7 separate regions of the Mus musculus genome follow, and regions 2, 3, 4, 5, 6 and 7 are each linked to region 1. A link is a loop called in an ENCODE intact Hi-C map of the cell type or tissue named here. Cell type or tissue: left cerebral cortex. All regions are shown on one strand. Region 1 holds the start of Gm40841 (a long non-coding RNA gene). Region 2 overlaps 2610307P16Rik (RIKEN cDNA 2610307P16 gene). Region 3 overlaps 2610307P16Rik (RIKEN cDNA 2610307P16 gene). Region 4 has its middle 2.5 kb from the start of A330102I10Rik. Region 5 overlaps 2610307P16Rik (RIKEN cDNA 2610307P16 gene). Region 6 overlaps Cdkal1 (CDK5 regulatory subunit associated protein 1-like 1). Region 7 overlaps Sox4 (SRY (sex determining region Y)-box 4).

Region 1 (4,000 bases):
CTCATAGGATTGCTAAGTGATGCAATAGATCTTCAGTGCTTCCTATAGACTCTCGGCATAACGAGTGCTCATTTTCAGTGACCGGCATTGCTACTGTTGAAACTTAACCATCCACCCCAGCCTCTTGCTGGCCATTTTAGATTTCACTGCAAATTGGGACCCCGAGGCACCTTTCCAGGTATTTACGTAGAAGCTGTTTCTGTCTTGGAACTTTTCCGTAGCATTTCTTCTCTGACCCACAGCTATCAGGCAAATTTAGACCCATTTACTATTTTTATGCGGAATAAAACTCAGGAATAGTTGCACTGAAGGTGATACAAGCTTAGTGCCAACAGAAAATGAGGTGCAGGCCCGGTAGATAGGTTTCCTGAGGCCAGGGAGAACCTCCTATGCCATTGTTCTGTAGTAATTAACAAAGCAAGACTTTGTTGTTGTTACTCAATGAAGGATCTATACAAAGTAGACCAGCTTGTTTAAATAGTTACACAAGCTGAAAGTACCATTGATTGGTAACACATGAATATGAAGAAATCAGGAGCTAGCCTCGGTGATGGGCAAAGAACTGTCCTGAGCATATAGACAGTGGTTTTGTATGGTGCAGACACAGCGGTTTAGTGGCAGTGGTTTGCAATCAGACACAGATAAAAAGTCTGACTCTCATGGAATGGAGAGGAATCTGAAATTCAAGGGCCACTTGTAAAGAAAGATTGTAGGGAGAGAGGCGGAGAGGAAAACAGGGCTGCCGAGTCTTCCTGGAATGACTCTGCAGGGATTAGATTGGTAGAAAGTTGTCTTTGGAGGAAAAGAAGACCTGCAATTGCTACACCTTGAGAACATGCCCGTTGCATTCCACATACTACCCAGGTCTAGGTAGCCTTTTATACACAAATGCAGAGAAAGGCTCCTGTGTGTCACCCAGGCTCTTGCATTGTTAACCACAGTCAAATGACATAGGAAGTCATCTCTTCACCTATTCACGAAAAGTTCTCTGAATTTGATCAGCTAGGATGATCATCTGTATTTTTTTCTAAAATAGTTTACTTCTACATTTCGAGAGTGCCCAAATAGGTTATATGCTTATTTTGGGATTTGACAGAACCTGTGGACGCCAAGGTCATCACTCTCCAGTGTGTGGTCTGTACTAAACCAGCAGTAGCCACTCAGCACCTTCCACAGAGGGGTATTCTGGGAAGCAGTTGTTGGTTGTCATTTTGTTGCAAAGTAAAAATATCTAAGTGGCTTAAGGGCTTTGGCCAGTGTTAGAAAAACATCACCCCTATTTGCCAGCGTGAGGTGTCAGTGTGAGATGCCAATGTACAAACCAGAGACCTGTTAATTCAAAGAAACAAACATTTCCCTTGTTTCCAGTGATGACTTTTGGGGGGAGAATCTTACTGCTGTATATACCTTTAAATAAGAAGTCACAATTGATTTATGATGATTTTTTTTTTTAAAAAACAACAAAACCTGTCTCCTCTTTTCTCCCTACAAAGGGACAAGGTTTTCCCTCTTGGGTGAATACTGCATGCATCGCTTGCCATAGAAAGGGTGCCGTCTTGGCAAGCCTCTTATTAGTCTAAAAATAAATTATTCACAATGCAGGTTCAGATACAGATTGCAAGGAGAGATAATAGAATTGGTTTTCCAAGCCTGATCATGCTCGGAAGACATGGTATGTGCTTTTCAGGAATCCACTTCAACGGAATCAGCTTTGACGAGTACACACAAGAAATAATATTGCTGCCATCCAGCTTGTGTCTGCGGTACAGCATCCTCCGCTTGTCTTCAAGGACCCACAGTGCCTCTTCATCAGTGTGCAAAAGTCCATATTGCTCAAGCATTTCTTCTGAGATGCTGCCCTCCCATTGTTCTTTTAAGGAAATTTCTTCCTGGCAGCGTGAGAGGGGCACTGCCTCCTACCCCCCTTCTGCCTCGGCAGAACAGTTGACCACAGCAGCAGCCGACTCCGGCTCGTCATGTGCTTCCTCATGTGATGTAGGTCTGCGGCACTGTGGAGCAATCGCATTTGAGACTCGGCACTCGTGGACAGACGGGCGTTCAGGGACTGGGGAGTTTTTGGAGGGGGGTGGGGAGGCCAATAAACCAAGAAAACGTCAGAAATAAAAGTCGCATCAAGTATGCTGATCTCTGTATTTCCTATTTTTGTTTTGAAATTTGATTTTAACTATTGTTTTTTTTTTTTCTGGTTGTGTCTGTATTTTTTCCACCCCCACAGGCGCCGAGCTGCGCTGTTTTCTTTCTTTCTTTTTGATTTTTTTCTTTTTCTTTTTCTTTTCTCGAAACTCTGAAGCCAGACTGTCTTCTTCACCGCTCCCGGGCTGCACCACTGTGGGCACATCAAGCTTCGTCTGGCTCACCTGCATGGTTCCGGCTGATTCCTGCCTGAGATGGCCCATCGTACAACTAGGATCCCAGAATCTCCTGTCTGCACTCTGCGGAAGAAGGACCTATTTCAGTCTCTGGCCAGGGTCTCTCACAGCCGATGGGGTCTTGGAAGACAGGGTGAAGTTGCAGAAGACTGGGGTGGGATGCGAAGGCATGCGAAGGACTTGGAAAGGGAATTTAGGAATACTATACATCAGTGCCCACCGATGATATGCATACAGGGCGAGGGCAGCCACCGCCCCTGCCTCACGCACCTAACCCCGGCTGCTCGCTGGGATTGTCTGAGGGGGACAACCCAGGTCTGGATGTGGTGGCATTTTTTCAGAGAGTGGAACTGAAGATGGATGAAGCAGGTACTTGCTGTGTCTGCTTGGCAGGGCAGAGCTGGAGAAATGGAAGGGGAAAAGAAGAGATGCTGACTGTCGTAAGATTGTCTGCTGCCAGCTCCGCAGTCTTAATCTAAGGAAGGATGGCATAGTGGATCTGCCAGCACGTGCATGGAGGAACTGTAAATTGCAGTGTGGATGTCCCTGGTACTGTCAAGGAAGAAACTGATGGGCTGGGTGACTGTACAGTGTCCCCAGAGAAAAATAGCAGCCTTGCAGCATGGATTTAAGTGCATGTGCATGCGTGTAGAGACATGGAAGAGACTGTGTAACACATACACACACAGAGAGAGATATGAGAGAGAGAGAGAGAGAGAGAGAGAGAGAGAGAAAGAGAGAGACTCTTTGCTGGGTTGGGTTTGATTACAAGCCAGTGTTTTCAGCTCCTGCTCAAGACCTATTTCCTGGCTAGCCAGAAAGCTCGGCCAGAGCAGCTGCATATAGACTTTTCTTTTTAACGGCATAGCAAACCCCTTCAGTTTTAACTCCTTGAAGTTCTAAGTGCTCAGCGTTGGGCTAAGGCTCACTGTACGGTTTTGTTTTCTTCTCCTACAGAGCCCTGTAAACACAGCTGTATTCAGTATGGCAGAAAAATTCTGTCCCTTAAATAGAAATGCGATCAATTTAATCAAAATAAATGTATCCCAGATGACTCTGAGGCCAGCTGGATACCACAGGCTTCAGAAGCTAAGCATTCAGTGGAGATGGATACAGTGTTAGATTTACATGCTTTCAAATGCTAGGATCAGCTATGCTTAATAAAGGAAATTCTTTAAGGAAAAGGGAGGGTCCTCCTGGCACCCAGCTATAGATGGTGACCACAGGTGCTGCTGCTGATCCTGGCACTGGGGTTTGTGGCTGTCGAGCTTGCAGGGGTGTGTGGCATGAGGCAGGGCACGGCTGATGTCAGTGTGAAGAAAGCTTGCAGCCTGCTTGAGGCTGTAGGAAGGAGGAGGGTGGCCTCTCATTGCCTCTGTCGGGGCTTGGCTGGTACTAGAAGCTTGTAGATAGATAAGGGTGAGCTGGGTGAACTGAGCTCTGAGCCGGGAGCAAGCAGCTTTCCCAGTTGTCATGGGGGCTCCTCTGGGACGCCTGTCTGGCCTGTCCTCCCACTGTTTGTTAGAAATTCTACAAAGCGGCTCTGTGTGCTGGATTATGTTTGGCCAGCTGTTGGTGCATTCCTGAGGGTGGGGTGGAGACAGGATCTT
Region 2 (4,000 bases), 340 kb before region 1:
GTCCGTGTTATGGAGTAGTTCTGTTTTGCACACGGTTGTCCTAATTTCCCCTCTTCTTTACTTGCCCACTAGAAGGGAAAAAAGTAATCAGAGGTGTTGCTGGGTGGAGCCCTCCTTTGATTGCAATGCCCCAGGGGTTTCTAAGTTAACAAATTAAAGCTTTAGGGCTGACTGAGCCGCTTGCTTGGTCTTGGTGGGCGCAGCAGCTTTTCCGTGCCTTCTCATGTTCCTGCCCTCCCTTCCCACTCCAGAAAAGAAACTGAACTCAGAGGCTTTGCCTGAGGAAAGGCTGGCTTGAGGAGCCGAGGGACTGATGACCACAGCTGCAGAGAGGGAAGGCCAGCATATTCTTGGAAGGTGTGGGATGAGAAACGCACTCCCTTCCCTTCCCTGCTTTTGCAGTCATGCCTGGTGTGCCTCAGAGCTAGGATACACGGGCGGGGGAGGGTGGAGCGTGGGGAGGGCTAAGATTAGGGAGAGAGGAGGTGAAACTCTCCTGGGAGTTGGAGACCAGAAATAAACATCCAAAGGAGCTGGGACAAACCCTCTGGCTGCCCTCCTGAGGTTCAGGGGTGGATCAGGAGGGTCCGAGCCAGGGAGGCAGTAGCCTGAGTCTTGGAGGAGGAAGATCTCGCTGGCTGCCTCCTCCTCCTCTCTGCTGGGGTCCCTGAAGCCAGTGCAGGAAGTGGGCGGGATTCTGCTAGAGTTTATTGAAAAAACAGCTGCCTGGCTCCATTTCCCTCCCCCACAACGGCCCATCCTCGCTGTGGCTCAGGATAGAACTATGCTGTAAACTTTGGCATGAATCAAGCATGCTGATACTCTCTCAAACAGCAACTTTTTCTTTCTCTCCCCCCTCCCGCTTTTTTTTTTTTGGCACAGAGTCATTCGTTTGAGGCTGGGGGAGAGGAACAGAAAGACTAAATAAAATGTGGTACAGTGGTTCTAGAAATGATTTGATCTGGTCCAGTAAAGGTCCAGAGTTCACCGACTGGACCTGAAGGACCCAAGTGAGAATAAGGTCAGGAGCCAGTTTTTGAAAGTGGTGAGCAGACGTCAGGACTTGAAGGCCTGCTTGCTCTTTTTCTGTTACTGTCATAACGTCTTGGACAGAATCTACCCTAGGAAAACACTGTCAGTGCCTGTAAGTTTGTGACTTCGTTTTTTTGACCAAGAATTGCTTAGGAGGTTGAAGGGGACAGGAAATAGCTAGGAGCCAGGGTACCACTGGGCAGAAGTATATATGTGTGTGTGTGTGTGTGTGTGTGTGTGTGTGTGTGTGTGTGTATGTGCGTGTGTTGATTAGGACCCGCAGATGGCAAGCAGCAGCTGTTTTATGGTGTGAATTGTTTGCTCAGAAGATTTTCAGAAGCTAATTCTCCGTGGAGGTTGGTTTGCCAAGTGACTTGTTTCCTTTTTTCTTGTTTCCCGACCTATTTTCCTCTTTGTGTGTGTGTGTGTGTGTGTGTGTGTACCCTAGCTGACCTTGAGGCTCTAAGAGTTGCTTAAAACCTGAGACTGTTAAGTTCTGAGAGGGTTGCTTGCACCAGGAGGCTCCTGGCTCAGGTTTACTTCAGACCTGAAGGTGAGGGCGGATGCAAAGGAGAAGGCTGCAGAGGGAAGGGCTTCCCCTGTCTTGTCTGAGATCCGAAAGGCTGTGCCTGGCCCCCCTCTGCTCTGGCTTTACTGTGAACTCTTGCTCTTGCGTTGACCCTTTCCCTTGGCCTTCTATTAAACCTGACCTGTGTCTCTTCCTCCACTTAACGTGAGAGAATATTTTTTTTTTCAGGGACATTTATGAGTAGTGAGTTAAGATGTCTCTAAAATTCACTAGTGGTAGAGGCCTTAGGGCATGGTTAACCAGTTCTGTTATCCCCCTTCAATATTTTCTTTCTGTTAATACCCCATGTGTGGCTTGTATTTGCTTGAACAACTCGAGAAAGCATCCTCAGCTGTATTGTAGGAAGCAAAGTAACTCTCACGCTCTTGCATGAAAGCATGACACAGAGTCTGGGGCCCTGGGATGGTAGAACTTAAAAGGCCAATTAATAACATTTATTTGTTTTTGTTTTTGGAGAACCCAGGGCCTTGTGTATGCTAAACACAGGCTCTTCCAACTCTGGTCTACATTACTTATTAGTAATAGAGGTTACTTATTATTGTTATTGTTTTGTGTGTGTGGTATATGGTGTGTATGCATGTGTATGGGGTCATGTGTATGCGAGTGTACATACAGGCCAGAGACTGGTTATTATTGGTGTCTTCTTTAATTATTATTACTTTTTAGATTTAATATTCATTTTTATTTATTTTATATTATGTATAGATGTGTATGCATGAGCATGAGTTTGTATTCTTAAGTGCAGTGCTCACAGAGGCCAGAGATGTCAGATTCCCTGGAGTGGTCGTTAGGCACTTATGAACTACCAGACATAGGTGCTGGGAACAAAACTCAGTCTCTGCAGGCACATTGCGTGCTCTTAGCCCCAGGGCAGTCTCTTTACTCTGCAGTCCCCTCCACTTTATTTTTGAGGTAGTGGTTCCACTGAACATGGGACAGTGAACTGGAGCTCATTGCTTCAGCAAGATTAGCTGGAGAGCCAGCTCTAGGGATCCTCCTGTCTCCTTTTCCTGGCCACTAGAATTCCAGAGGCCTGTCACCATGCCTGGCTTTGTTCTTGTGAGTTGGGATAGAACTCAGGTCTTCATGTTTGCATAGAAAGCACTTAACCAGCTGAGTTCTCTCTCTCCAGACCAGAGCTGTCACTTCAGTGATTAATTTCACAGTGTGTGCACTGCATTTTGTGGGTACCTTAAAAGATACACTTTGGCCCAGTATCGTGGCACGTTCCTGTCATCCCAACACTTTCACAGTAGAGGCACCAAGATCAGAAGTCGAAGGGCAGCCTTAGCTACATTATACAGACTTTGAGGACAGCACAGGCTAGATAAGACTCTCAAAAAACAAACAAACAAACAACCCAAAGGCATTGAAACAAGGTAGAGCAAACTTGTTTCTAATTTATTGATGCACACATGAAATCTCTATGTAGAAAGCATGTTTAATATAAAAGGTCAACATTTCTATCTTCTATCAACAGAGAGAGGTATGGAAGTGGAAAGTCTATGAGGAAATGTTAAACACTGAGATCTTGCTTTCCTTGGTAGGCAGCATTGTAAATTTAGATTGGAAAGCATAATTGAAAACGGGAGCCTGCATGTGCAACATTATCTCTGCAAAGCATGTACGTTTATGTGAACCTGGATATGATCAGTAGCTGAATGCAGGCCACGGGCACATACAAGTGTTTTCTTTTCATGATCCCTCTCCTTAGCTTTTCCACAGTGAGCAAACACCTATTTTCCCCCCTTTCTAACATGTAACCGTTATTAAAATATAATGAGGTAGTGAGGAATGACTCTCTTGTCTACTTTACTTTCTGACGTGGTTCAATGAGTGTGAGAATTCAACAACCTTAGTGGGTGGAAAGTGGCTCTTCCAGGGGACCCAACACCCTCTTTTGTCCTCTGTGGTCACCTCCCACACATATGATATGTAGATACACGCACACATAACATTTATACATAGACACAGACACGCATACACAGACACACATATACAGCATGCACACATAGGCACAATTACAGACACACAGACACAGACAGACATACACATGACAAATCTTAAAAGACTTTTTAAATCTTCAAGAATTACTGTTTTATGTTTGTTCGTGTCTATAAGACTTTCAGTCTAGGAGAACTCTCCCAGTTCTACTTTAATGTGGTGAATCCTACTCCTGTTTTTAGTTTTCTTTGAGACAGGATTTTAGGTAGCTCAGACTGGCCCTGAACTCACCATGTATCTGAGGCTGACCTTGAACTCCTGATTATCCTGTATCCACCTCGTATGTAATTACAAGTGTGTACCACCATACCCAGCAACTAGAGTTAGTTTTGTTCATAATGATGTAATGTTCTTATTCTGCCATGTAGGCTACCC
Region 3 (4,000 bases), 300 kb before region 1:
CCCCAACCCCCATGAGCACCCTTAGAAGAAGCTCAATATGCAAGATAAATGTATGAATGATGTCTCTGTAAGAATTCATTTATCCCTTCACGACTTCAGTAGACCATCTCGTGGGGGTACTTGAAAGTTGGAGCGAGATTCACACTAGAAGTAAACGCTCATCATGAAATGGACACGAGATGCTAAACAGCAAGAACAGATGGGCTTGACTGTCAGAACTGTCCGAACATCTACTGTCGGAAAGGAAGACAGTAGAAAGCCCAGTGGCTTGCTGATCTCTTTGAACTGGAGTTGGAGGGATTTGAAAGTGAAATGCTTCCGAAGGCACGTGGGTTTGAACACTTGCTCCCCAACTGGTGCCCAGCTATCTTTGGGAAGGCAATAGAACCCTTAGGAGGTGGTGTCTCACTGGAGGAAGTGGGCCGCTGGAAGCTGGGCTTGAGGCTTGATTATCTAAACCTGCTTTCTATTTACTGTTTACATGACTTCAAAGATGCAGTGTGACCATCTGCCTCCCTAAACTGTAAGCCAAGGTAAACCTCTCTGTCCTTAAGGCGCCTTTTGTTGGTCATTTTTGTTATAGAAACAAGAAAGCTAACTAATGGGAGTTACCGTGTAAAAACTCTCAAAACCATAATTTAGGAAAGCATCCATTTGCTGACCCTACCATCTTGGATTCTTTGTGCACAGCTAGGAAGGCATAGAGCGTTGGCAGTAGATTTGAAATGCAGATGGTGACAGGCAGAAGGATTCTGAGGCTGAGGAGGTGATTCAGGGAAGTCATGAACCAAGGAAGTGGCAGGGCTTTGCTAGCACAGACCAAAGGAGCCATGTGGCAATTTGGGGTGGGGTGGTGGGGTGGAGGGGCCTGGCTTTAAATTGATTTATTGAGCACAGTGTGTTGTATCCTGTGTTGTGACACAAGTGTGCAAAGCAAGATTCCCCTCTGAGACAGAATAGAAATCTGTACCACTGCTCAGTGTATTGTAGGGGTTGGGAAGTGGGATGGGAAACTCTGAGCACAATTCTCAAAAGAGCCCAGAAGAGCTTTGGATAGCAGCTGGCTTTGAAGAAACCTTCAAGGGAAGGTAATATCTAAACTGGTGTGCCGAAGGGGGCTAGAGGTTTGTTTGTTTGTTGTTTTTAACATTTTAAACATTTTTCCTTCCCAGGGGTAAAAAAAAATGGAAGAGTGGTAAAGTACCTGGAGAGAGTGTGAAGTGAGAGAGCATGGGTGGGGGGTGGGACGGGATGGAGTAGCAGACAGAGATACCTTTAGTCAGGGCTGGGTTTCCCCCTAATTCATTTGTTTGCTAAGCAAAAGCATCTAGAATTTATGGGGTGGCCAATCCTTCTCCCATCAAATGAGACAGTCGTAAGGATGTTGCACCTTCTGCTTGGACCAGGAGGGCTGTGCTCAGTTTCATCCCCCATAGAGAATAAGCTCTCTGAGGGTGGATGACCACTTTCAGAAGTGACTCCTATCCTGTGAGACAACAGTAGGCACTAAAAACTAATTAAAAGGTGCTTACTATTTACCTCATTAAATAGAATACTGTCTCTGAGAATATTTGTACACATTATTTTTGTCTTCTAATAACGAGAAATGGGGAATTAAAAACTAATAAAGAGCAATTTGTTAGCTCCTCCTTCATCTTTTCTCCCTTGCCACATACTCTCGCTATACTCCATATCCAAACATTACTCTTTCTTCTTGGACCCTAGCCTCAAACAGTAAAGTCCCCAATATCAAATAATACTGAAGTTGTGATGGTTCTTGGAACCAAGCTTATTGAAAGCCAAGTACTTATTCTCTTCATAGTTCCTCATAGATCCATAGCTATAGAATATGGGATCTGATGAGTTTTACACAGTTGTGAACTTCCCACTTGAGCTGTTACAGCCTTAAGGACAGACTTCTTGAGATGCGGAAGGGCCACATTCCTACAGCGTACAGGAGGCTTATTCTCACAGCTGGCTGGTTTGCATCTCTGCAAAATATTCATGAGACAGAAAAAACTCTTCACCCACCCTGAAGGATGCCAAATCCAGGTGGGAAGCAATGGTCTTGATGAATTTTAACACTTGTCAGTTCAAAAATGTTCAGGAGAACAAATTAAAGAGAACAGGTAGCTTGGCTCTGTGCTATCATCCTCGAGTCATCGATGCGGACATTTCTTTCTTACTGTACCTTTGAAGTTAAGCATTGGAACGCAAGAGTAGACAGCCTTCCAGTGCAGAACAGTGTCGAGCTTCGGGGACTTTATTTGTTTGTTTGTTTGATATTCTGTTGTGCAGTTGCCTTTGTCTTTGATCACCCTTTCTTCTGACACTAATTTAGTCATGTTATGACTTTTGTCTTTCCCATAAGCTTGTATTGGGTCATGGAAATTAATTTTTTTCTTTCTCCTACTAGTTTTGGGGCATGCAAATAGACTTCTGTTTATCGGTACCCACATAACTCACCTACCACAATCTGCTCTGTCTTTCCCTCAGAGGTATTTAGTTTTCCTCATAAATTTGTTCAGACTGTAGAATTTCATTGTAAATTAGAATATAATGAAATCTGTTAATCCCCAATGTTGGGCTAAATATGCTCTTCTCTCAGCAAGCCTTTCTCCAGAGCTGCAAATTAATAGCTAACTAATATCGTCCTGGTGGAGCTGGTGGCCGGGTGTTAAAAATCCTCAGTATAAACTGTTTTTAAGGGTCCTTAAGTACTTCAGAAGTCTCCATTTCCATAGTAGCACTTGATATGGTAATTATATATGATTCTCCTGTGTTCATTAAAATATGAGCCTAAGGGCTCCTTTGGAAGTTACCTTCCCATAGGTTGAAAGTAATAAAATTGGTTTGCTTTCAAAGGGGGGGGGGCTGTAATTTGGTGCCTTCACTAATGTACAGAACCCCCTCCCTTTATTCTTTCCCATCAGGTAGTGAGTGGAGGATTTTTTTAAAAATGAGGGGTGTCTAGCTACACTTCAGAAGGTGCCATTGTATGTATTCTTTCGGACATACAGTTGTCCCCGTCTTCTTGGCTCCTGTAACTAGTTCATGTCTAGCCTTGTGTTTCCTTGTTTGCACTTGTTTCTAAAATAAAAATAAAGATCCCCATCATCTTGGTGAGACAGCTTTTCAGAAAGTTGTGGGGTAGGATCTGAGGTGAGCTGGTGATGTTGTTCCATTGGTGGAGGGTGAGTGCTTCCTTTCATAGCAGGCATTGTGCCCTGGACTTAGGCCCCAGCACCACACAGAGCAGGAGTCCTGGCGTGCCCCTGTCTTTCCTTCCTGCAGGAGATGGAAGCAGGAAGATCGGAGGGTCAAGGTCATCCTCAGCTCCGTAGCGAGTTCCAAACCAGCCTGGGCTACGTTAGACCCTTCCTCAAAAATCAATAAATAATCCATTCTGGTCGACAGAGGTAGTTCTAGGACGGCCAGAGAAACCTTGTTCTGAAAACTAAAACCAAACAAACAAATAAGTAAATGAACAAATAAATTTGAAAACAAGTCACCAAGGGAAGAACAACTTGAATACTATAAAAGGATAAATGAATAAATTAATTGTAGTATGTACACATAATGAAATGTTATTTGGCCTTAACAAAGACAGAAAAGTCATAGGCATGGTGTCCTGTGAAATGAACTGTACAGCAAAGGACAAATGCCATGGGATTTCTATCCGAGTTAGGAAAAACTCTAGACCAGGCCAATGCACAGATATAAAAACAGGTTGGTCGTTACCTAGGAGCTGGGGTGAGAGAATGCAGTGTTAATATTGGATGTGTTCAGGGTGCCACTTCATAAGGCCAAGAGTTCTGCCTTGGATGGTGGTGCTAGTGATGAAGTCATTCCACTGTGGTGGTGGACCAAAAGGGATTACTACAATGGCAAACTTTGTGTACATTTTCATATAGTCAAAATAAAAGAACTGTAAAAAGAAGAGCTATGAGTGGTGCTGTATGCCTTTAATTTCAATACTTGGAGGCAGAGGGATCTCTGA
Region 4 (4,000 bases), 590 kb before region 1:
TCACAGTCATTTTCCCCGGTGACGGTGCTTCCTGATGAAGTGCAGTCCTCAGAGTGTAATTGTGAAAGATACTGAACGATTCGGGGGGATGCGACATCTGCTTTTAAAAGCTCTTCAGATTCAAATTGGCATTTTACTTTATCTTGAAAATTTATTAGAGATTCAGCTCATGCCCGGTTTAAATGGGAAGGTGAAGGCAGGGTAGTTTCCATCTATGAATTATTCAATCTCTGCCTGGCAAGATTGCCATCCATGAACGGATGCTCTGACAGTCCCTTCGCACAGCCTCCATTACGCTTGTCATTTTTATTTCTTTATCTACGATCTCTTTCTCAGTTACCCGGCTACTCCCTTAGGGCTTGGCTTCACAAACCCAGTATTTCAAATTGGCAATAACCACAGTGTGCTGCTTTCTCCAATCGGCGTCTCCACAGGCTGTCATTTTTCTTTTTCTTTTTCTTTTTCTCCCGCAAATCATTAAAAGCCACATCCACAATGATCTCTCTTAGGCTCTTTGGTTTGATGAATTTTACACACACACACACACACACACAGAGAGAGAGAGAGAGAGAGAGAGAGAGAGAGAGAATCGCTGCAAAAAAGAATTATGTTCTTCTAGCATCACAAGAGAAGTCAAGCGTTCTTTTTTGTTGTCAGAGTGACCCATCCTGGGAATTAGCATAGCATCACACAGGAGGGAGCCAAGGCTATTGCAGGCTTGCTGGCATCCTGATTTGCAGCCCAACTTGATGAAGGCTCCAAGACTAATCCAGACCATTGTGTGCTTAGCAAGCACAATTAGTTAGGAAAATAAGAAGTCATTAGATGACCGAAATTAGACTGTCAGTCTTCCAGGCTCCACCTGCACACAGACCAAAGTCCCAACGACTCTCCACTTGATGGCTGTTTGTGTCCCTGCTAGCCGACAGCTGTCCTGCATCCAGAGAGGACTAAGATTGAGTTAGGCCAATAAATCTGGTTTCTCCTTTAAAGCATGATCTAACTGAGGAGTGCGGGCGGGGGGGGGGGGGGTTACGCCAGTCCCATGACCAGCCTGCAATGGGAGCTGGAGAGTCCCACAGTGCCAATGTGATGAGTTGCCCAGGTCTGAGTCAGGACAAATCATGCCAAGATCATCTCCTGAAGGTACCATAGCATGGCACAAGAACCCGCCTCCCCACCTCCAAGCCTACTCCCATACAAGGTGGGCAAGCAGTTGAACTCCACCACTGCCAGTTTGCTCAGCAAGCTCCAAGCAGTACCTGCCCAGCTGAGAATTCACGCTGCCACGTCAGAAGCCACCGTGAACATTCAGACTGCATCTCAGCTCCTGGCTACCCAGAGGTAGTGTTCTTCCTATGGGAGAGAGGCAGTATAGGCGGCAGCAGGAAAAAAAAACAAAAAACAAAAAAAAACAAAGTTTACAACTCTATTGCTTTGTGCCTAGCTGTTTGCCTCTGCTTTGCCGCATCTCGACTGGCAATCTGCAGGAGCAGGAGCTGGCATCTGCAGGAATGCAGTATGACACAGCAGTCAGCTGACTTGCAGGGTGTTATCATTCAATGTCCTGAACAGGATCGGGACAGTTTCTAAGGTGGTACTAGGCACATGACCCTGGACATCAACGGGGTCCTGCAGGGGGCTGCAGGACTGCGGGCTACATCTGTCCAGCTGGCGATCATTTCTTCCATGTGTTTGTGCCAATGCAGTGTTAACTCAAGACTGAACGAATTATTTCCATCTTGCTTTTTTTTTTTTTTTAAGCTGACAGGCCATTCCCGAAAGTGACTTGACTGTTCCATGAAGAAATGGGTTAAAACCATCACTGTCCATATCACTTGGGTTCCTTGCAGTGTGTGTGGAAAAATTCTTGCTGGTGTTTTCGTTTTAAAAACTCTCTTCTTTCTCCCCTACCCCTTCTATCCTCTCCCCCTCCCCCCTTCTTCTGTCCTTAAATCAGGTAGAAATTGTCTTAAGCTACAGGGATGCTATCATGAACTCGTAAATTGTACCTAATACATTGGTTAAGGGCAACGGAGAAAACTCGAAGGTAAATTAGTCTGGCAGAAGCCCTAAATAATGGTCATCGTTACGAAGCATCACGTTTGCTTCTGTTGTGAAACTCCATGTGCGTCTCAATTAATGTGACAATGGAGCCAAAAGCTTCATACAGGTACTGCCCCAGCGGTTTGAGGAACTGCTAAAATAAGCAAGCAGTCATTATCAGGCATTTGTTTAACGACTGTAATCCTACTGCATTAATTTAACTTGCTGCAATGTTTAACAGAAAGTCAATTATAAATCTGAGCTAAAAAAGAATAGCGATGGGAGAATTCGCATGGCACCGTCCTCTAAGGGCATAGCCTCTAAAGAGAACTTCCTGTTCTCATCATTTAACAGCACTCCGAATGGGCTGTTTGCTCTACTGGAGCAACCCACGAGCAGCTCCGCCCAGGTCAGGCTCTGGGATGCTGAGCGGAATGGTATAGACCCATTTTAGGACACGCCTACAGGTGATTGTGCTAAGGACGTGTGCGTGCATGCCCTGGGGTTTTGGTGATCTTTTCTCTGTTTCCCACTTATGAATTTTAGTTTTCTGTTTGCTTCTTGAGACATGAATCTCACTCAAAAGAAAATGTTTCCGGACAGCAGGCAGAGGAGTCAAGACTAGATGAAGAAACGCCCTCCATTTAATTATAGTATTAGATGGCATCTGGATCCCACTTTTGTGGTTTATGGAGAAGCGCTGAGAAGTGTTACCTAGGGAGAACAAAATCTGGACTCAGTTGCCCTTTTCAGCTCATAGTAATATAGTTGAATGGTCTCTTAGATGTGCCTTGCTAGCTCAGTTGGTAGAGGGATTGCCTTACTTGAACTAAACCCTGGGTTTGATCCCTAGGATCCCATAAAACCAGTTCTAATGGTCTATACCTGTATTCCCGACATTCAGGAAGAAGAGGTGGGAAAATCAGAAGGTGAAGGTCATCCACAGTTACATAAGGAACCTGAAGGATGACCTGGGCTATCTGAGACAGTGAAACAAAAACAAATAGGCAAATTGCTAGAAGATAACCTGCTGGTAGGGAGCAAGCCCTACATGGTTCCCATCCATGACTGTTGGCTGACTCCTCAGTAGTTACTTGAATTTTTCGAAAAGGAAATTCAGTTTCTCTTGAGGTGGGTCCTTGATGGTGGAATCATAACTGGGGGGCTCAAGGTTATTAGGGAGGTCGATTCTCCTGCTTTATCCTGTGTGCCCAGGGTCCTGACCTGCTGGTGGTCATAGGGAAGACTGGAGCTAAAGCAGAAGTCAGGAAGGGTGGTGGTCAGTGTGGGTCCTTGTGGCAGTGCCACCCTCATGGCTCTTACCTCCCTTGAAGACCTCCTACTCCACGTTGTGATTTGTTTTTCCCTTAGGCCGTTGTCCAGGACAGAACTGAAACATTGGTGTGGTTACAAACCTTCCCTCAGTTTGATGGTTCCTCATTGTTTCAGCTTCTCAGGTTTTATATTTATGTACACAAGTGTGTGTGTGTGTGTGTGTGTGTGTGTGTGTGTGTGTGTGTGTAAACTGGAGGTGGGTGTCCAGTGTCTCCACCTTATTTCCGTTGTTTAGTTTTTTTCTCAGAATTTGTTTTGAAAATAAAAATTTCATTCAATATTTCTGATCATAGATCTCCTGCCTCATCTCTCCCCATATCCTCCCTACTCACCCAACTCCTTGCGTTCTCTCACTGTGTCTCAGAAAACAAACTAAAAAATAAAAGGAAACAAAATAAAGCACAAAAAAGTCCAAACATACTCAGCCACATGCTACTTACACACACACACACACACACACACACACACACCAACACCACAAAATCAGAAACCATACTATAATCAGCAGAAGACCAGTAATGCCCAAAGAAAGCAAGAGGAGATAGATAAATAAATAAGAAAGAGAGAGAGAGAGAGAGAGAGAGAGAGAGAGAGAGAGAGAGAGAGAGGAGAGAGAGAG
Region 5 (4,000 bases), 180 kb before region 1:
GTGTGCATGCATGCATGTGTGCAGGTCATACTTGAGTCTCTTTCTCAGGTGCTATTAACCTTGTTTTCGAGACAGCCTCTTTCAGAGGCTCTCAAGCTTCCAAATGCTGCAACCCTGTAATACAGCTCCTCAACCAGAAAATGACTTTTGTTGCTACTTTATAACTGTAATTTTGCTATGATTATGAATCGAAATGTAAATATTGTTGGAGGTTTGCCAAAGGAGTCAGGACCCACAGGTTGAGAATCACAGTGTTAGGCTAAATTGGCTGACTCCGGAGCCACAGGCATCTGCTTCTTCCTGCTTTCCTAGGGCTGGGATTACAAATGTATACCACAATACCCAGCTTTCTACATGCATTCTGAGGATTAAATTCAGGTCGTCTCATTTGTAAAGCAAGTACTTTATTTATTGATGGGCCATGTAGAACCTTCACTCTGAGGTCTTACCAGCTTATTTTCCCACTGTTGATGTATGGGGGATCAACTTGGTCTCTGCCTGCCCAGCACATGTGGTTGTCTATCATTGTTTTGGCCACCCTAGTGGATACAGAGCCTGTGTGCCTTGGGGGGTGAGGTCACTTCCTCTAGGGAGCTCTACTTGAGCACCCTGCCTCTCCCTCTCCCATATGCTTCTTTTACATGGTGTGCTTATCCTTGTGATGTCTCTCATAGCACTGAATTATAATTGTCTGTTAACTTTATCTTCTCTATTAGGGTGTGAATCTGTTGTAGAGGGTACTAAAATATTTCCTGTGGCATCTCCCGCATTAACATAATGCCTCATATGGTTATTTTGGTCACATTCTTTTTTCCCCCTTGAGGTTAGGGGAGCTTATAGATCCAGCCTTTTTTTTTTTTTTTTTTTTTGAAAGATTTATTTATTGATTATATGTAAGTACACTGTAGCTGTCTTCAGACACACCAGAAGAGGGAGTCAGATCTTGTTACGGATGGTTGTGAGCCACCATGTGGTTGCTGGGATTTGAACTCAGGACCTTTGGAAGAGCAGTCGGGTGCTTCAGAGACTCTGTTCTCACTTGAGTCTTGGGGCAGCAGAATGACAGGACTCTTCAGACCAATGCATTTTTCTGACGATACCTTCTGTTAGGGGTGGACACAGAATGTCTTGACTGTGCGTTTGACTTCTAGGACATGATATTCTCTCTACTGTTGTGCTAAGATAGTACTGTTTCTACATTTACCAGATGTTGTTTATAAAACCAGCCTGGGTGACGTTAAAAAGTAACCATCATTATTTTAATATTTTCATTAGTGTAGAGTTGTTGTGCAAAGCGAAGGGGTTCATATTGATGATTTTGATGGATTTTATCACATGCTCTGATCATATTCACTTCCCCACTGTCCGTCCCTTTATCTTTTTCCTGCATCTTATCGTTTTCTTCTCTTCCCCAACTAAGTCACCTTTTTAGTTCCATGTCACATGTATAGGTATGTCTGTGAGTGTGTGTCTGTGTGTTTGTGTGTGTGTGTGTATGTGTGTGTGTGTGTGTGTGTGTATGAAACTCCAGCTCCACACAGAAGAAGCATGTAGTAATTAACTTTCCGGGTCTGGCTTAGTGTCTTTTATATCATGATCTTTTAATTTCATCTTTTTTTTTTTCATAAAAATAACATGATTCTGTCTGAACTAAACTCGGTTGTGTATATATAACACATTCTCCTTATGTGTACATCAAATGATGAACACCCAGGCTATCCTATTTGACTTTTTAAAGCAAGGCTGATTGAAAACTCTCTGTTCCTTTTCTAAAATAATGCCAGTTACATACACTAGACTCAGATGGTGTTAGATATGGTGTGGCGTCAAGGTCGGGGTCCTGAATAAAGTCTGTGGATTTGAGAAGTTCTGCTGAGTGCGGCCAGTTTTGTTAAAGATGTAGGAGACAATCGATTAGCATCAGTGCTGAACAGATAGGAACTGGTACTGTAGAACAAAGCTGGATGCTGCTGAATCAAACATAATTAGAGACCTTAAATATAACACTGAATTACAAAGTATATCCAACTCCAGAATTGACTCATATTAAATTATAATGTGTATAAATATGGATCCAATGACATATTCAAATTAGTTCTTTTGAGTGATTCTTCCCCAAAATATTTGATCTTAGCATCAGCGTTCCGATACTTTTCTCCCTGTTATTTTTTCCTCTGGAGGTTTGTCTTCAAATTTTTTCCTCCATGGAATGAAGCTATGATTAGATGAGAGAGCCCTCCCCTTACTCTGTGGTGTTTTCCGTGTCTTCTCTGAAGTGTCTCCAGTCTCTTTCCTCTGGTTTTACATGCTCCTGGAACACAGAGGAAGTGGGGGGAGGGAAGGATGGAGAGAAACAAATGGAAGTTGGACCCAGATCAGTGAGAGAGTATCGGGCGGGGCCAAGATGAACTTGGCAGATGTTCTTCTCCTGTTTCACACTTGAGCACGCCTGTATTGCTGCCTGGAATTCCGCTCACATTTCCCTCATTCCTCTAAGATTTTTCTTCAGCTTTGGTAACAAACGTTAGCTTTAAATAGGAGCCAGGAATGAATACTTAAAAAAAAAATAATGTGCAAACATGCATAGAATCGTTATGTTACTGTTCTGGTCTGGCTGGTCTGGCTGGGAGGGTATGGATGCTTTTAACACAGTGCCAAAGTGGGGCAGAGTTGTGTCATTTTGGCAAATTAGTCCTTAAGAGTTTATCTTACTTCATAGATAAAATAGATATGATGTTTTCCTATGTATAGAGTTTTCATATCAATACATTTAATGGCATGTGGCATGAACAAATGGTAGTGGTTTGAAAATTGTTCTCTTTCAATTCTTGAAAAAAAAATAGCTCAATAACCTTACAGTAAATATGAGTATTCTTATGAAATATTCATTCAAATCAGTTATGTATTTTATTCTATTCCTCTTGAGCTAAGATAAAACTGGCAGCTATATATTTTGGTTATCTATTTATAAATATGGTAATAAAATAGGAAGAAAATTTCAACATGTAACTTTATATAGAAGATATAGTATGATACCCTGTGATACTATGTACTTGGTAAAAGTCTATTGAAGGTGGTGAGAAAAGCAAGGAACCAGTATTATTTTACTTGTGGTATTTAGTTTATACAAGTAACTGAGGATTATTTTTAAGATACGTATACATGCGTGTACACACACACACACACACACACACCCATACCCACACACACTCAAACATGCACAATATTATCCAAAGAAAAAAGGTGCCATATAACCTTCCTAAAAGTCTATTTCTATTAGTTGAAAGAAAACAGATCACTTTTAAATTAATATAGGTTTTAAGTAGGTATAACAATTACCCATGTACTCTACCCCCTTCACTCACCCAGCTTTTCCCCAAATTGTCTTTCCCCCTTTTTGTTGTTTGAGGTCCTCCTACTGTGTTGTCAGGCTGGCTTGGGATTTGCTGTATAGAACAGGATGACCTTGGACTTGCAGCAGTCCTCCTGCCTCTGACTGGCAAATTCTGGGATGAGGGTTCACTTGCATCAAACACTGTGTATAATATCCTTAGTACAATAATCAAAGGCAAAATGCTGATATCATTAGTTTATACTTCTGAAGCCTATCCTGGCCATTTTTTTAATATTTATATTTTGTTTGTATTGATTGATTGATTCTATAGCCCAAGGTGCTCTTAACATTGAGATCCTTTTGCCGATACCTCTTGAATGATAATAACAGGTCCGTGTTACCCTGCTTAGATACAGTAAAGGAAGTCAACCCTGGAGCTTGCTCCCAGGGCTTTGTACTTGCTGGGATGGCCTCCATCATCTTCCTTCCTAGTGTTATTTGTTTGTTTCAATTTTGAGACACCGTCTCATGTAGATGGTGCTCAGCTCCACCTTTCTATGTAGCAGAGCTGACTTTGAACTTTCCATTGTTATGCCTCTACCTCCCAAGTGCTGGGGTTATGGGCATGTTGTTCTTCTTAGCTTGTTCTCAATTGAGTGTGCTTTA
Region 6 (4,000 bases), 1.4 Mb before region 1:
AGTCCTGTGATTAGTCCTGAGCACTGCCTTTGGTAGAAGTGGAGGATTAAATGAGCTAGCATGAGCAGTGTCCATGTGTGTTTGAATTACAAGTGCCATTGCACAGGGTACCACACACAAAATAGGAATTTTTAAAATGTGCATTATATGTGGGTTAGTGATCAAGTAGAACTGACTTTTGAATATGATGAATGTTAATAATTGCTTTCCAACTTTAACACAGAAGTCTATTGTAACAGTGAACTAAGTGGTATGTATGCATGTGAACGTCTGGAGCTTTCAGTAGAGTCCTATTTAGGTGCTGTCAGGTCCACTTGGCTTAGTCTTGACATGTCTGAGATAAGATCGCACGCCATCACTCTTCCTGACATGGACACTTTTACAAATGGTATTGAATCAGAAATCCAGTTTAATCCATTCTTATTAAATTGGAAGCAGTAATTGCTTTCTGTTTAATGGGCTGGAATTGACTGTAGCAATCTCGATGGACCTTTAAACTTGATAAAATACGGTTACATATGTTCCTGTTGGTTTGTGTGCTCATCAGGGTAGGGTTTAGCGTGTTCCTTGTGTTCAGAAGTTGAATTATTTGCAATGGTGGTAAAGGGTATAGTAGAAGGTGGGGAGAAGAATGGCATTTTCTCATTCCCCCCCTTTTTATTTCTCAGGGAATAAAACAGAGAAATAAATCTAAGGGCCTTCAGAATGGAATTTTCACCTACCACTCAGAAATAGGGAAGGCGATTATCTCTAGAGAAGACCTGGCGGGCGCACACCGGCCCCTGAGGAGTGAAGGCGAGCTGTGGGGAGCCACAGCCTTCCGACAGTTAGGCTTTCATTTAGTGGTCTCTAAGTCTCTCCATCCATGTCTGTTTCTAGTGACAAGGCTTGCCATTGGACTGAAGATGTTTCTGAGGTATTTAACAATCGTTGTTATGATTTGCTTTCATAGAAGAGCAGTGTCCAGTGTAAGATAGCTTCTCCTGTATCCCAGTTCCAGCAATGCTGGGTCTGGCCCGGCTCTTTGTGTGCTGCAGGCCAGCACTTAGCAGATGCCCTGTGTCCCCAGCCCCAGAGCAGCACTCAACGCACCCTTCAGCTTCTGGCTTTGTTTTGTTTAATTTGTTTTCTGTTGCTGTCTTGGTAACCTTATAAGGTGTCTCCATTTTGATAGCTTTTAGCTGTGATTTAAAAAGTCATTCTCTGAAGAACTATTGGCTGATGGTAATTTGAGTAAAATTGACAATGAGTAATTCAAGGGCACGGGCAGACCACTGTCATATCTTCTGCTTTCCACGTGAGAGCTGAATTGTTAGCAGACAGAAATGAAGGCCTGAACTCTGAGGGTGTCCTAGAGAAATATGTTGTGATTTCATAAAACTTTGTGAAATTATTGAAAAAGAGTGAAGGTGGTGTACAGACCTCATCAGTTTAAGGCACAGATCCTCGAGTGGGTGAGCTTGAAGCTTACCCGTCACAGCTCACTGTAGCCTCTTGTGACTTAGGCCAGGTGTGAGGCAGGTGCAGGCTGCAGTGATGAAGGCTGAGATCCCCTCCGCAATAAGGAAAAAGCTTTTTGCAGTTTTCAGTGATGAACCCCCCCATTGTCACATACATAAATATTGTTTTGAATACATGCTTTAATATTTTTGAAATGTAAATACCTTTATGAATGCAGTTAATGTTTATATAGTCATGTAATAATTTAATTAATAATAAAAACATTTTTTTGGCACATGTATGATAAAAACATTGTAAAAGGAATAAAATTATTTTTTCAAAATTGTGTATAGAAATGTGTGCATTACTTATAACAATTATGACTATATGGTTATATAATTGTAATGAATTAGTGTTGGAATTTGAAAACTAGTATTGTGACCCAGCAGTGACTGGCTCAGAGGTGTTTTAGAACTCAGTCAATAAAGCTTTCTCAGCTCTTTGAAGAGAGGGGTTCAACCCAGTGGAACTTCAGTAAACACAAACATGAGGTTCGACAATACATGTAAGAGTGTGTAGTTAAGGGGCTGGTGAGATGGCTCAGTGGGTAAGAGCACCCGACTGCTCTTCCGAAGGTCCAAAGTTCAAATCCCAGCAACCACATGGTGGCTCACAACTATCCGTAACGAGATCTGACTCCCTCTTCTGGAGTGTCTGAAGTCAGCTACAGTGTACTTACATATAACCAATAAATAAATCTAAAAAAAAAAAAAAAGAGTGTGTAGTTAATACATTGATTGAATGTAAGTTATGTAAGTTAAAGACTGATAGCTTGACTTGCCTCATCTGCTGTGCCTTCCTCGTATGCATTCAAGGTGTTTCTGGACGCCTTCGTGCAATTACAGAGCAACCCAAAAGATGGCACTATTGACCTGCGTTAGCATTTTCATTTGCTTTTTTTTTTTTTTTTTTTTTTGGATGGGAAAAAAAAGTGTTGGATGTCTTATCTGCAAATGTCTTAAATTGAGGTTATATTTTTTACATTTAATTTTCTGTTTTGTAAATGGATCCTTAATTCATGTAAGGCTTGCTGGGACCTGATTTCATTTTTATTTTGAAATGGTTTGGAAATTTGGTTATTTAACAATCATGTTGTAGATATAAACTATATAATCCAATATAATTAATGATAAAACCTTGTCTTAATGTGACAGCTAATGTTTCATAGGAGACATAGTTGCTGTTGTATAGCCAAAACCATTAATTTTTTGAAGTCTCTAAACCAGTCCAGTGATTAAAACATAGCAGGCATAAATAAACAATTTGTGTGGCTTTCAGGTCACACCACTCTGGCTTATCCATTTTGGAAAGTCATTTTATATTAACAGGACTTTTGAAAATTTAGTAAAACCTTTCACTGTTTCTGTGTCCTCTGGCTGTAATGTGATAGAAGGAGAATCTAGGGTCTATGAATAGCTTTTCTAGGTGAGAAATACAAAATTAGATAATGTGCCTCTGGCTTGATGGCAGGCTGCTTTCAACAGCAGCATGTGTTTGTATCCATCATCATGCAGTTGAACCCCTTCCGAAGTCATCTTGAAAAAAGATTTATTTTATATTTAATTGTGTGTAGGTGTATGCACATGTGAGTGTGTGTATCGTGTCAGTCTGTGCACAACATGTGTGCTGGTGACTGCAGATGTCAAAGGCATCAGATACCCTGGAGCTGGAGTTATGAACCTGCCTGATGTGAATGCTGGGACCCCAGCCCAGGTTCCCTGCAAGAGCAGTGTATGCTTTTAAATGCTGAGCCGTTTCGCCAGCCGCAGATACTCAAAGGTGACCCAAGTGTGATGGTACAAGTAGGACGGTCTTATGTCCAGTCAAAGGTATCTGTGGCTGTTTCCCGCTTGTACACTTGCCAGGGATTTTTACTGGAAGTAAGAAAGCACAGACTACTTATCCAGCTTTTTTGTGAGATGAGTGGCCCTTGTTTTGGGACCAAGGTCAGAAGTACAGGACCTTTCGGGTTGTCCTTTACTGCCCTTTATTGGAGTGGGGAAATTGTTTTGAATCTGCATCAATTTTATGTTTCAGCTTTTATGTATTTCTCCCCAAATTACTTTTTTACAAAAAGGTTAGTATGCCTTAAAAATGAAGATTTTTGCACCTTATTCCATTAGACCCCATTCTTACCTCCCTGACAGGACAGTCTCACTCACCACCTGTGTGTAGTTTCAGGAGTGACAACGCCTCTGCAGCGAGACGTTTGTTTTTATGCTCATGGTGACAGATGTACAGTCCCTGTGAATCTTCACTCTTCTTGCCGCCTCTGTTGATGCCAGTAATGTGATGCACATGTGATGTGCCTGAATTGCTTAGCAGTGCGCGGTTAAGGGAGAGGTTGGTTCCTCAGCAGCAGCTCCAGTGGGCACTGACTGACAGCCATCTCGACGTTCTCTAGGATTTGACAGTGGCCTTGTGAGTGGAGAACAGTCTGAGAAGTTAAGGGGTTGCATTCTGAGGTGGCTGCTTTGGAGGACTTGCTTGGGACTGCCTG
Region 7 (4,000 bases), 530 kb before region 1:
TTGTACGAAGATGGAGGCCCGGGATGCTCGCCCGATGGCCGGAGTCTGAGCGGCCGCAGCAGCGCAGCATCATCGCCAGCCGCCAGCCGATCGCCCGCTGACCACCGCGGCTACGCCAGCCTACGCGCAGCCTCGCCCGCCCCGTCCAGCGCGCCCTCGCACGCGTCCTCCTCGCTCTCCTCGTCCTCTTCCTCCTCCTCGGGCTCTTCGTCGTCCGACGACGAGTTCGAAGACGACCTGCTCGACCTGAACCCCAGCTCAAACTTTGAGAGCATGTCCCTGGGCAGTTTCAGCTCCTCATCGGCGCTCGATCGGGACCTGGATTTTAACTTCGAACCCGGCTCAGGCTCCCACTTCGAATTCCCGGACTATTGCACGCCCGAGGTGAGCGAGATGATCTCGGGAGATTGGCTGGAGTCCAGCATCTCTAACCTGGTCTTCACCTACTGAAGGGAGCGCGGGCCGGGGAGAAGGTGGGCCAAGAGGCAGGAGAGGAGAGAGGGAAAAAAGAAAACAAAAAACAAACAAACAAAAAAACAAACAAAAAAATGTTAAAAAGAAGAAGAAAGAAAGAAACAGAAAAAAAATGAGTTAAAAAGAATAGATGGAGAGTAGAAGGAGAAAGGGGAAAAGAAAAGGAAGAAAAAGTGCATAGAGCTGGCCTGGAACACGTCCCGCCGTTGGAGAAGGAGCGCGGGGGCGTTAGTGGACCCGCGCTCCCATCCCCCACTCTCAGGGCTGGGGACTCGAAGGAGGCGGAGAGTAGACGGGGGCGACCTTTTTTTGTTGTTGTTATTGATGTTGGTGGTGGCTAAAAAAGCTACTTCGAGTTTCCTCCCCAATTTTGCTTGAAGAGACTCCCCCCCACCCCACCCTTCCAACGAGCTTCCGGACTTGGTTGCACCCCCAGCAAGAAAAGAAGCCAAGCAAAGCTTCTAAAGACCGAAGGAATCTTTCCCTCACCCCCACCCCCTCGCCTTGGTGATTTCTTGTTTGATTTTGCCTCATGGTCAAGAAAGGAGGGGGAAAATCCAGCGTGCCCCATCTCCTACCCACCCCCTCTTTGTATTCTCTTTGTATTTTTCCCCTTCTTAAAATTTCTTTTTCTGCAATGAAGACAGAAAGAAGGCTCTGGGGTGATGCGTTTGGCATTTGTGTTGAGCTTAGGGGAGCATTGGCATGGAGAAACTCCACGCTGGCGAAGTCCCGGGCTGGGCTTTCTCCTCCTCCCCCCACCTTTTTTCCCCTTGTCCTTGCAGCTGGAGATGTGCTGGGAGTAGCAGGCCAGCCTCGGAAATGGACATGGGGACCTCGTGGAAGCCACAGCAACCTGGTTGGGGATGCAGAAGGACCCGGAGCACAGAGGGCGTTGGGGTTCCCGGGCCTCCGCCTGGGGTCTGTGCAAAAATAAAGAATTAAAAAAAAAAAAAAAATCAGAGAGGTGAGGCTACCCAGAGCCGGCGGGAGGACAGGAGACTGTGGGATGTGGTCCAGGGGCCGCGGAGTGGTTTGGGGGGGAAAAGAGATTTTTTTCTTCTCTTAATGGGAATCGTGATGGTGTTGAGTTATTTCACTGGTGGGGTTAATATAGCATGTTATCCTGTCTATCTTTTGAAGATTTCTGTATAAGACTGTTGAGCAGTTTTTAAAATAGTGTAGGATAATATAAAAAGCGGATAGATGGCGCTATGTTTGATTCCTACAACGAACCGATCACCAGCTCCTTTTCATTTTTAACTCTTTAAAAGGATTCAAACGCAACTCAAATCTGTGCTGGACTTTTGAAAAACCACAATTCAGGACCAAATTTTTTCTCCGTGTGTGTTTATTCCTTATAGGTGTAATTGAGAAGACCCGTTTATTTTTACCCCCTCACGGACTCTCCATCTTTGTATTTTTTTTTCCCTTGTAAATGTAATCAGATGCCATTTTATATGTGGACGTATTTATACTGGCCAAACAGTTTTCTTATTTTGTCCCCCCTTTTTTTCCCTTTTCATTTGCTTTCTTGTCTTTTAACCTCGTTTCTTTATCTTCTTTTTTATTTTCTTTCTTTTTCTTCGTTTTTTTTTTTTTTCTAGTGTTGTTACCCACGCCATTTTACGTCTCCTTCACTGAAGGGCTAGAGTTTTAACTTTTAATTTTTTATATTTAAATGTAGACTTTTGACACTTTTAAAAAACAAAAAATGACAAGAGAGATGAAAACGTTTGATTATTTTCTCAGTGTATTTTTGTAAAAAATATATAAAGGGGGTGTTAATCGGTGTAAATCGCTGTTTGGATTTCCTGATTTTATAATAGGGTGGCTGGTTAATATCTCACACAGTTTGAAAAATCAGCCCCTGGTTTCTCCATGTTTACACTTCAATCTGCAGGCTTCTTAAAGTGACAGTATCCCTTAACCTGCCACCGGTTTCCACCTTTCAACCCCCTGGTCTTATAAGGGGAGGAGAGTTCAGCCCAGCACCATAATGCTTTAAAAAAAAAAATTTTTTTTTTTTAACGAATTGCTGTTCTGTCCAGAGGTTTTTAAAACTGGTGCATTCACAGCAAAAAGGGATTCTGTAGCTTTAACTTGTAAACCACATCTTTTTTGCACTTTTTTTTATAAAGCAAAAACGTGCCGTTTAAACCACTGGATCTATCTAAATGCCGATTTGAGTTCGCGACACAATGTACTGCGTTTTCATTCTTGTATTTGACTATTTAATCCTTTCTACTTGTCGCTAAATATAATTGTTTCAGTCCTATGGCATGGTGATAGCATATGTGTTCAGGTTTATAGCTGTTGTGTTTAAAGATTGAAAAAAGTGGAAAACATCTTTGTACATTTAAGTCTGTATTATAATAAGCAAAAAGATTGTGTGTATGTATGTTTAATATAACATGACAGGCACGAGGACGCCTGCCTTTTAAGAGGCAGTTCCGTTAAGGGTTTTTGTTTTAAAACTCTTTTTTTTCCTTTCTTTTTTTATTTCTTTTTTTTTAACCATCCATCCTGTGCAATATGCCGTGTAGAATATTTGTCTTAAAATTCAAGGCCACAAAAAAAAGCAAAAAAAAAAAAACAAAAAAAAAAACAAAAAACAATATTTGGGGGAAGAGAAAAAGAAAAAAAATCATGCCAGCTAATCCTGTCCGTCACTGCCTGTCAGGTTGTTCCTATATACCTTCTGTAAATAACTTTTTTTGAGAAGGAAATAAAATCAGCTGGAACTGAACCCTAAATCTTGACTTTTGTCATCCTTATTCCTGGGATCTCTCCTTTCACTGCAGGCTGCTGCTTTGCTGCTTTGCAGCTTCGCGGTGGCATGGAAGCTGGTGCTGATTCAGTTAAGCCATCTTAATGGCAAACCCTAAGTTCCTCTTGGCCAGATTTCGCAGGCCTGACCCCGAGTGATGGCATTGGCCACGTGTGTGTCAACCCTCCCTCCGCACGCCAGCCTTCGAGGAATTCTCTGCGTCTACTGTACATCAGCAGGCACCCTTTGTCTGGAAATTGCAAAGAGGGGGGAGGGGCAGGCTTCTCTGCTCTCAATCCAGCCGGCAGGCTGAACTTTTTTAAATGTATTTTTTGCTTTTGTGTCTCTAAGCCACCATCCCCTTTACACACCAAGATTTGTTTTGCACAGACCAAGAAGAACAAATGAGCCTGTTAAATTATTAGGTCTTCTAGGAGAAAAGCCTTCCATAGTTACAAGATGGGAAAACCAAAATCAACTTAGGCTTGCTTTGTTGGGGTGGGGTGGAGGAGTCCCCTTAAATGCAAAGGTCAGTAGGGTGTGGTGTAATCCAAGTACTTGAGAGGCAGGCCAGGCTCAAGGATCCTGAGTTTAAGGCCTGAGTGGACTACTTGATTGAAACTCTGTTTCCAGAACTACCAAAGTTACTATGGCCCTAAGCTGTTCATCTTATGCCCCGCCCAACATGGGCGTCACTGTGAGTAAAATATAGCCTACCTGCTCACCACTGGAATGACAGGCCAAGTAGGAGAGTGT

The links. Hi-C counts contacts between places; a loop is a spot of excess contacts. Peaks named below come from ENCODE experiments on the same cell type or tissue, not always from the same donor. Only the 100,000 strongest peaks of a DNase experiment are listed, where the experiment ranks them.
Region 2: it touches region 1 in a loop (8-fold over the local background); 6 of 42 quality-filtered maps call a loop at or near these places.
Region 3: a loop joins it to region 1, with 2.9 times the contacts of the local background. A loop is called at or near these places in 5 of 42 quality-filtered maps.
Region 4: a loop joins it to region 1, with 3 times the contacts of the local background. A loop is called at or near these places in 3 of 42 quality-filtered maps.
Region 5: a loop joins it to region 1, with 2.3 times the contacts of the local background. A loop is called at or near these places in 4 of 42 quality-filtered maps.
Region 6: it touches region 1 in a loop (8-fold over the local background); 14 of 42 quality-filtered maps call a loop at or near these places.
Region 7: it touches region 1 in a loop (9-fold over the local background); 18 of 42 quality-filtered maps call a loop at or near these places.

Annotation. Positions count from the first base shown.
Region 1 is chr13:28,418,024-28,422,023 of GRCm38, reverse strand. Gm40841 (a long non-coding RNA gene) reads left to right here and starts at 525. Exons shown (of 3, transcript XR_003950511.1): 1 at 525-2,939. In left cerebral cortex, a CTCF peak has its summit at 1,783; DNase peaks (open chromatin) are centred at 2,500, 2,893, 3,183, 3,756 and 1 more place; H3K4me3 peaks cover 2,596 bases; H3K27ac peaks cover 2,585 bases.
Region 2 is chr13:28,754,667-28,758,666 of GRCm38, reverse strand. All of the region lies in intron 3 of 2610307P16Rik (RIKEN cDNA 2610307P16 gene), which reads left to right. Among named protein-coding and RNA genes, the nearest start is that of Mir6368, 46 kb to the right of the region's middle. In left cerebral cortex, no CTCF peak of the experiment used is centred here; DNase peaks (open chromatin) are centred at 680, 1,132, 1,277, 1,556 and 1 more place; H3K4me3 peaks cover 840 bases; H3K27ac peaks cover 1,219 bases.
Region 3 is chr13:28,713,546-28,717,545 of GRCm38, reverse strand. The region is part of intron 3 of 2610307P16Rik (RIKEN cDNA 2610307P16 gene); the gene reads left to right. Among named protein-coding and RNA genes, the nearest start is that of Mir6368, 4.7 kb to the right of the region's middle. In left cerebral cortex, no CTCF peak of the experiment used is centred here; DNase peaks (open chromatin) are centred at 749 and 2,021.
Region 4 is chr13:29,011,797-29,015,796 of GRCm38, reverse strand. It overlaps a transcript of A330102I10Rik not described here. Among named protein-coding and RNA genes, the nearest start is that of A330102I10Rik, 2.5 kb to the left of the region's middle. In left cerebral cortex, no CTCF peak of the experiment used is centred here; DNase peaks (open chromatin) are centred at 723, 1,204, 1,479, 2,367 and 1 more place; H3K4me3 peaks cover 2,275 bases; H3K27ac peaks cover 1,813 bases.
Region 5 is chr13:28,602,578-28,606,577 of GRCm38, reverse strand. All of the region lies in intron 6 of 2610307P16Rik (RIKEN cDNA 2610307P16 gene), which reads left to right. Among named protein-coding and RNA genes, the nearest start is that of Mir6368, 110 kb to the left of the region's middle. In left cerebral cortex, no CTCF peak of the experiment used is centred here; a DNase peak (open chromatin) is centred at 2,370; H3K4me3 peaks cover 317 bases.
Region 6 is chr13:29,833,739-29,837,738 of GRCm38, reverse strand. The region is part of intron 4 of Cdkal1 (CDK5 regulatory subunit associated protein 1-like 1); the gene reads left to right. Among named protein-coding and RNA genes, the nearest start is that of Cdkal1, 20 kb to the left of the region's middle. In left cerebral cortex, a CTCF peak has its summit at 2,349 (motif pointing right); DNase peaks (open chromatin) are centred at 2,335, 3,215 and 3,779.
Region 7 is chr13:28,948,149-28,952,148 of GRCm38, reverse strand. It overlaps Sox4 (SRY (sex determining region Y)-box 4), which reads left to right. Exons shown (of 1, transcript NM_009238.3): 1 at 1-3,230. The coding sequence ends at 450. The region is part of intron 1 of Gm46405 (a long non-coding RNA gene); the gene reads left to right. Among named protein-coding and RNA genes, the nearest start is that of Sox4, 3.6 kb to the left of the region's middle. In left cerebral cortex, a CTCF peak has its summit at 1,670; DNase peaks (open chromatin) are centred at 2,397, 2,566, 3,438, 3,968 and 4 more places; H3K4me3 peaks cover 3,556 bases; H3K27ac peaks cover 3,507 bases.